Linked DNA regions of Homo sapiens: region 1 is linked to region 2. A link is a loop called in an ENCODE intact Hi-C map of the cell type or tissue named here. Cell type or tissue: GM12878. All regions are shown on one strand. Links, peaks and the distances in the headings refer to the core of each region. The heading gives the core; the rest is flanking DNA. Region 1 has its middle 97 kb from the start of LINC02172. Region 2 overlaps LINC00499 (long intergenic non-protein coding RNA 499).

Region 1 (4,406 bases), core at 301-4,300, 760 kb before region 2:
ACTATTAATAATAATCTAATTAATAATTAATTTAATTAATAATGAATAAAACTATTAATAATAATTTTGTGGATGCATAAAAAACTAAATTACTTTTCTATGCCTTCTAATAAAAATAATGGCAATCATTTGACCACACTTGATATGTGACAGGCATATTAAGTCATCTTGCATTATTTCCTTGACTTCTTGAAACATGTTGGATGTAGATATTTATTATTATTTATACAGTGCAGATGTGTAACTCCTATTTGGAAAGTTTGAGCGGCTTTCTAAAGTCATATAGGTAATGAAAGAAAGAGTCAGGTTTCAAAACCAGAGTCATCTAACGTCATAGACCATTTTCTTAATCATTATACTGGACATGAAACTTCAGCGTAATATGAGTGCAGATTTTACTCTTTTAAAGTGTTTTTTTTTCTATTCTAAAATAAGAAATAGAAAAGTGGGTTGGTACTAAGGGTAGCCTTCACAAAGTACAGGATAAATAGAACAACATCGTAAATAATAATGGGTGGAGAAAAAGTTTTCTTATTTCCAACTCTTTGACCACTTTCCTATGTGTTCCAGACTTATAAATGGTGAAGAAGGCAGCATCAACAGTTGGACAAAAGGAACTATGTTGCCAGGATAATGTCATCTCATCAATGTCATGGAAATCTATTGCTCATAAAGCATTAGTACTCAGAAAGAATAGCCACACCAAGAGCAAGCTGTCTGATTGGCCAGGGAATTATAATAGCTTTTAATGGGATTAAGAACTCTACCTAAAACAAAAACAAAACAAAAAAAACACATTATACCAGAGCCAAGGCTGAGCTGTCAGCTTGTGGAGATGGAGCCAACAGTGGAACTATTCATTTGACAATGCACATGACAAGATTCAGCTCAGACCATAGGGGGCACATTTTCAAATGAGGCCTCATTGATCCTATTCTGTAGTAATGGGATTTGTGAGCATCAAGTCTTGTGCATGAAAAATCTACATTTAGGTGACCAATTTTCCATGTGACAGAGCAATTTATTAAATCAGAAACTGAGCAAAATGGTATAACTGTTCTGGCAACTTTTAGTTCCGTTTTCTCTCATATCTCTGCTTTGTCAAAAAATGATACAGTCATTGAATGATAAACTAAGTGGAATGGTGAACTTACAGTGTATAAATAATGTAATGATACAAAGGGAAATTTAAAACTTATAAGACGTTTATGTTTGGTGAAATTCATCTGATTAAAAATAATAATGTAAGTGAAAGAAGTTAGCACAGTTCCTGAAACCTAAGACAGACTTCTTAAATGTTTCTTGAATTTGATAGAACAAGCTCATTTTAAAGAGACTTGGTTTTAATTATTAATCTGCTGCTATCACACTGCTATCACAATGCTCTCTGGGTAAAATTGTATAATTTTGTTTTTCCTAGTGATGCTGAAACCATGTTATAAAATATGCATGTTGTCGTTATTTATTTTGTCTTAGAATTAGTGGCTAAAGACATCTTAATTTTATAACCATGGACTTCTTTATTTCCTTTCCTCCTTTTCTGAATTTGAAGCAAGAGTTTTATTCAGAAGCATGTGTTCTATGATGCCATTTTGCTCACATTAAGTTGAATTTTTGCCAGGTGTTATGTTAGATGCAATCACCGCTGGGGATTCTGTGGGTGTTACTGAAAATTACTTGGACAGAAAAACAATATGTTGGCTTAATACAGGCTGAGAAAGTGGTGATGCAGGGGCACGAGGGAGTACTTCGCAACATGTAGCAGTGGCTGGAATTCTTTCTGCACCATTTCCAACCAAAACATCTCTACTCAGAGCTTTGTCACTTTACTGACAATACTCAGGTCAAAACTTTGTAGATTAATATCTTAGTGTAGATTTGTTCTCCTAACATAGCACCTACATAACTGAGTAATTTTTAACACTGTTTAAAAAGTGGAGGTTCTCCATTAAAAAAAGAAAATAAATTTTAAAAATTAAAAAAATTATCGAGAAATACAAAATATTGATAAAAAATTAAAAAGAAATAGACGAGTTTTAGCCAATCATGAAAATAGAAGTTTTCTTTCCTATAAATAGAATAGTTTTAGCCAATCATGAAAATAGAAGTTTTCTTTCCTATTCGCTAAGCTATTTTCTTTTATTCCCCTACCACTTGTTCTATGTCTCCCACTTTTCTCTACATGGCACATAAAGGGACCATCTGTTCTTCAGCTGCCCCATCCACATCAATGACTTTCAAATTCTTTCCTTTAGTCATTCTCTCTTACCCTCAGTTCTGGTTCCTTAATCCAATCAGTCAAATAGTATTTCCCACTTAGGTTATTTATTTACGTTTTTTTTTTCTATTTTTGTATAATTTTTAAATTTCAAAGACAAACATATATTCCTCTTATAAGAAGAAGTAAACAACCATCCCAATTAGCCTGAAACTGTCTGGTTTTACTAATGAGTCTCAAGCCCCAAGGAACCCAACAATCCCAGGCAAATCAGGGCAGCGGCTCATCCTAGGAAGATAATGATAGTTCTAACTATTCTGGCAGCCAAGGCAAAGATGAAAAATTGCTGTTTATCATAACTCATTATTATGAGAAATAAAATATACCGGTTCTCCTGTGGAACTTGGGGTGTGAGGGGTGTGTGTGTGTGTGTGCACGCGCATGTGTGTGCGTGTTTGCCAACTTCTAAATTTGAAAAAAAAAGTTAGTCGGGGTAAGCATTATTCAAGAGGCACTAAGTAATAAGTAATATGCAGAATTCTTTCTATTTCTCAAAACAACAACAACAACAGAAATAGGACCTAAAGGGCTAGTTCTTACATTGATCTGTGGAAACAGAAAGACCTAAACCTGGTAAGACAGAGGATAGGTGAAAGTAATTAAGTAAAAGTAATTTTGTGGTCATCTAAAGAGCTGATAAAACTTTCTAGACAGTTGTATGTCTAAAATAATTGAATAAATAGGTAATATGTCTCTTTAAGATATCATCCTATAACAATGATTCCTTTCTGCTAGGTATTTAATAGGACCTGGATAGCAGAGGAGAGATTGATCATTTGATCAAGGGTCTTATTAAAAGCCTTACTGCTTGGTACAGGTAGAGTATCCCTAATCTGAAAATCAGAAATCCAACATATCCCAAAATCTGAAACTTTTTGAGTGCCAAAATGACTTCACAAGTGGAAAATTCTACACCTAACCTCATGTGACAGATCACAGTCCAAATTCAGGCACAAAACACACATTTAATTCAGCATCCCCAAGAAAAAAAAAGATCCTCTCAGCCCCCTTCAGCTGTCATATATCTTTTCCATGCATGCCCAGTTTTCCCCATAGAAGCACACCCACAAAGGGTAATAAAATGACATTTGTGTAGGCCAGATGCCCCAATGGCAGGTTCCCCATGACACCTCACATGGGGCCAAGACCTACATGCATTACTCACTGTTTTTTGTTTGTTTTTGTTTTCGGATTACTTTCATCTCTATATTGTAAAGATATTGCTGAAAACATTAAAAAGTTTTGCAGATACCCCTGTTGATAACAGTGATATAAAAAAGGAAGTATTCATGTTTATTTATAGTACAGAAAGTCAAGCTGCTGGAAAAACACTGGACAGCAGTGTAAGTGTGAAACATCTTATAGAACAGTATGGTGTTGGAATGTCCACCATATATGACCCAAAGAAACCAAAGGATAAACTATTGATGTTCTATGTTAAAAGTGATGAACAGAAGTTAATGAAAAATAGAAAAGCACTGCAGAAAAATAAAAATGAACATCTCAATCATGTATTAAAAGAGTGGATCCATCAGCAAAACGGTGAACATATGACATGATGGTATGCTGATCATGAAAAGAGCAAGGATCTATCACAATCAACTGAAAATTGAAGGGAAGTATGAACATTCAACAGGCTGGTTGCAGATATTTAAGAAAAGACGCAGCATTATATTTTTAAAGATTTGTGACAATAAAACATCTGTTGATCACAAAGCCACTGATAAATTCTGACAAGTTTGCCAAGGTTGCGCTGATGAAAATCTGATGCCAGAACAAGGCTATTTGGCTGATAAAATATTGCTGTCTTGGGATTATTGTTCCAGAAAGACACGGACTATAGTTGATAAAAGAGCCCGTAAAGTAATTAAAAATGGCAGCAGCCAAATAACTGTGCTAGAATATGTTAATGGCTCACCCATGTATTAGTATTACTGTAAATTTGCTGTAATAGGAAAAAGTTTTAATTCTCATTGTTTTCAAGGAGTAAATATTTTACCAGTCCATTGTTATGCTAGCAAAAAGGCATGACTCACCAGGGACATCTTTCTAAATGGTTTCATGAACATTTTTACCAGTGGCTCATGCTTATGCAGAAAAGCTGGACTGGATGATAACTGAAAGAGTT
Region 2 (4,406 bases), core at 332-4,331:
TTTTTCATACATTTAAAGGGTTATGAAGAAAGAGTTTTAAATCACAGAAATGAATATTAAAACTTGTTTCAGTTGACTTGTAAATAACAGTAAACTACTTTATTATGGAGGTTGTGAATGTTCTCTAACAGAATTTCAGGCCAGGCATGGTGGCTCACACCTATAATCTCAGCACTTTGGGAGGCTGAGGTGGGCAGATCACTTGAGGCCAGGAGTTCAAGACCAGCCTGGCCAACATGGTGAAATTTCATCTCTACTAAAAATACAAAAACCAGCTGGGCATGGTGGCACGTGCCTGTAATCCCAGCTACTTGGGAGCCTGAGGCAGGAGAATCGCTTGAACCTGACAGGTGGAGGCTGCAGTGAGCCGAGATCGCATCACTGCACTCCAGCCTGGGCAACAGAGCAAGACCCTGTCACAAAAAATAAAAATAAAAAAGAATTTGAGAAAGTACTCATTATAAAATGATGTTGAAAATATAAAGCAAACAAAGTGAAAAACTCAATGGCTCTCCTAATTCCTAAGAAGAGAATTACCATATGGATAAGCAGTCAAGTGGGAAAAGATGACTATTTTCTGAGACCAGAGAGAAGCTCTCTAAGTCCCTCTTGTGTTAAGTCTGTCCTACTGTTGAGAATGTGTTTATGGGGTAGAAATTATTTCCCCATCTCTAATATTCTTTTACCATGCACTCAACAACCTAAGGATATGGTCTTAGGTTGTAGAGATCTTTGAAAGTTACTTTTCTGTGTCACTACAAGCATGCAGGCCGAAGACCAGGGTTGTTCTATACTAGGAGCACCCTCCATCAGAACTTTCTGAAATGTTAGAAATGCGCCATAACTGTACTGTCCAATATGTCAGCCATTACCCTCATGTAATCAAATGTAGCTACCATGACTGAAGAACCAAATTTTTTATTTTATTTTTATTTTATTTTAGCTATTTTAAACTTAAAAAGCTACATGGGTCTAGTGGCTCCGTCATTGGATAGAACAGCTGCAAAAGCAAACATAAAGCTTGTGGGCTGATAATCAACTAGATCTACTAAAAACATGTGTCAGTCTGCACCATAAAGAATAAACTATTCCTCTTTGAAGCATCTATGTTAGTTCTATCACCGCCATTGTTTCGGTTCTTTAATATCATCTGCTGTGGATCTCTAAAAACTGGGAAATTGAAAGCCAGGGTAGAAAATCTTATCAATTAAATCAGCACATTCCAGGTGACAGAAAATATTGGGAACTTGTTCACTTATCCACAGATCACAGGTGTGAAACTTACGTCATGTAGTGCATTGTGCGGCCCTCTTCATACATGTGGCAAACTACCCCATCAGCAACTATGAATAACAAGAGTTTTTATTTGGCTTAAAGAAAGAAATATAAACTTGACTTAATGAGAGTACTCTGACCAATGGAGGAGTTCTTTTAAGAATCAACTGTTTTTACCTCCCAGATAGACAGTCCAAGAAGAAACAGACTTAGTTACATAAAGGAAAATAAAGATCAGATGCAAAGAGTTTCTTTCCAACTTCAATATTAGGCAATGAAATGGGTTCCCAAAGGGTGACTTCAGAATCTCTAACACAGGACATTGTCATACAAGCCATCTGGTTTAGCTTACTGGTGTCATCCACTACATGCTATTTCTAGAATTGGGTATTTTATTTTAGCTGAATATGTTTGGTTGAGTATCTTACATAAAGGTCTTGCTATATTTTTTTCCAGACTTTGGACTCCCACATAGTCTAGTGTGTATGCATAATTATTTCCTTAAAAGTATAAGTTCAGAGTTAAGGTTAATAAGACCTCATATATGTTGGTACTAAGGTTGTTATTTAGTTGTAAAGTGTAGCAATGTGATTGGCACTGTATTGAGGTGCAAAAGATACAGTTCTTAACCTAAGGGCATAATCCAAAATCTAGCCAAGTGAAAGATAAAGATATGATTATAATTTTATTATTCAACACTTCTATTTGTAGAAAAACTCTAGGAAAAAAAGTTTTTAGAAGCATTATTGAGCAGTATGAAATAATATGGATTTCAACTTTTAAAAATTAGGGGTAAGAGAAAAGAAATAAGAAGGAAACAAGTTGACATATTGGGCAAGAATTTAGAGAGAGTAATAAGCTTGGTATGTGTTTATTAGCAGTAGACAATAAGTTTGGAGGATTAATTATTAACTGTAATGCAGAGAATAAAATCCTGCTATGGGCTGTATTTATTAAGCGCAGTTTTGACAAGCAATAATTATGTAAGCACAACATTCCCTTTCATAATTAGTTGGGTTTTTTTTAAGCTTTCACCATTCACAATTTGCCCCCAAAATGTTAACCATAATACAATACCACAGATGCAAAACATTCAGGGGGTCTTCGTGCACATTTTCAGCCTTCTGCAAACACACTCTGCCCTCAGGAATCAGTGAATCTTTGAGACAAGCTCTCCCCTATACCATTGCCCACCTGCACCCCAGGCCACAAACAAAATGGAAGATACAAAACGAGGTGATGCAGGATGGTAAGAAAGAGAGCTTTGGGTAGTGACCAAAGAGAAAGTAGATCTGAGAGACTGCAGGTGATGAAAGAATTAAAAATCCGAGACAAAGAAAGAGCTAGGAGGGTCAAAACTTCAGGAGCCCTGCTTTCCTGTCTCCAGTCCTTGATCTGGCTGAAACTGTGCAGAAGTGAAAGCAAGGGCCTGTGACAGGTGACTCTCTCACAGTTCTTTCTGCAAGAGACCATCTGACTCCTGCCACCAGTGTGACAAAGACCACATGGAGGTCTGGGCTGAAAATCAGATCACCAGCCTCTAGCAGGTAAGGCTGCTACTATTAGATTTGCCCTAAGACTGCTGGATATATTTTATGACAGGTACCATTGGGTAACTCATTGGTTAGGAATGTGGGTTCTGGAGTCAGACTGCCTGAGTTTAAGCTTCAACCCACTGCCTGGCTGTGTGACCTTAGGTAAGTTAATTACACTGCCCAGGCCTCAGTTCCCCTAACTATGAATAGGACACAGTGACACTGACCTTGTGAGTACTAAAGGAAATTGTGTTCAGGAAAATGTTAGAGTAGTGGCTAGTTTGCTATAAACACTCAACAAATATTATATTACTCATTGTTATTTGTAACTTTCTGACTCTCTTGGAATAGTTTAACTGTATTTTCCATAACAAACAAAATTACTGATATTTAATGGCTGCTGAACTGACAGACATGATGGTTTTAGTGGTTGGTAAATCTCATTAAACAGGTTTCTAATAGCCAACTGGTATTTAATGAGCATATTGATGGTCTTACTGTCTTTAAATTAAACCCTATTTCAACCATTTAATTTCTGTTTATAACATACTTCCATCCTTTTAAAAGAAGCATATAAAGCTTCTCTTGAAAAGAAAAATGTCCATTCACTTTTTTCTTCCCTGTTTTATTGACTGCCTAAATTCTTAGTAGCATTTGGGCAGACACTTCGTGCTGTTCAAGCCTATTGAGTCATGTGCTGTTGTGAAATTATTGTCTACCTAACCACAAATGCAATATGCTGGTATAACTTCCTCTTTTAAACAGTTTTTGATTGTCAGACAATCCTAAACATATTCTCTTTTCACTTGACAATGCAATTTTATCTATATGCCCTTCTTTCTTATTTTCCTTTTTGTCTTTGCCCCTTGCAGATGACTTCAATTCCATCATTACTATTCCTGTCTACTTGCAATATCAATATTATTTATCATTGTGTTGATGTGTGCTTTCTTCTATCCCATACATCCTATCAGTATAAACTCTTTCATTATATTGATTAACCAACTCAGTTTATGGCAGTGTTTCTTTATCTGTCATCAATTGATTATCACACATTCATCAGGCACTGGATAGAATTCATAGGATATGCCACAAAGTGAGAAGGGGGATCATTTGCTTCAGAGAAGACACATTTACTGATCATACTGCAAAGAGCAAGCTGACCCCTGCTTGAGATCTTACAGAGAACTACAGAAAATTCACAAAAGCCCCCACAAAAGAGTCTGCTGTGACCATCTGTCAAGTTGTCAGCTGTAAACAACTGCCAAAATGCTAGATCACCTCACAAGGAGCTGTGAAGTAACATCTTTGCTGCCTTTCTTACTTCTTCCTTCCTGGCACCAATCCTTGAAGAGCCAGAAAACTCTGCCGGTGAATTGGAGAAGGAGTAGAAGTAGTATTAGACTAGGTAATAAATCTCTTCCACCCCTACTTCAACTTCTGGCTTCCCACTCACAGCAGACTCAAGCTGCCAGAAAGGAAAAAAACTTCAACTTTAACACAAGATCAAAGTTTTTACAAACACATGCTTCTGACAGTTAAATTACTAAACTGGGGCAGTTTTCTGTGACCTGAAGTAACAAGAAAACTGTATTA

Evidence for each region. Hi-C counts contacts between places; a loop is a spot of excess contacts. Peaks named below come from ENCODE experiments on the same cell type or tissue, not always from the same donor. Only the 100,000 strongest peaks of a DNase experiment are listed, where the experiment ranks them.
Region 1: it touches region 2 in a loop (7-fold over the local background); 1 of 110 quality-filtered maps calls a loop at or near these places.

Annotation. Positions count from the first base shown.
Region 1 is chr4:137,640,038-137,644,443 of GRCh38, forward strand. No RefSeq gene overlaps it. Among named protein-coding and RNA genes, the nearest start is that of LINC02172, 97 kb to the left of the region's middle. In GM12878, for the core only: no CTCF peak of the experiment used is centred there; no DNase peak of the experiment used is centred there.
Region 2 is chr4:138,402,837-138,407,242 of GRCh38, forward strand. The region is part of intron 2 of LINC00499 (long intergenic non-protein coding RNA 499); the gene reads left to right. Among named protein-coding and RNA genes, the nearest start is that of LINC00498, 92 kb to the left of the region's middle. RefSeq lists an enhancer at 2,784-2,843. In GM12878, for the core only: no CTCF peak of the experiment used is centred there; DNase peaks (open chromatin) are centred at 2,785 and 3,555; H3K27ac peaks cover 1,328 bases.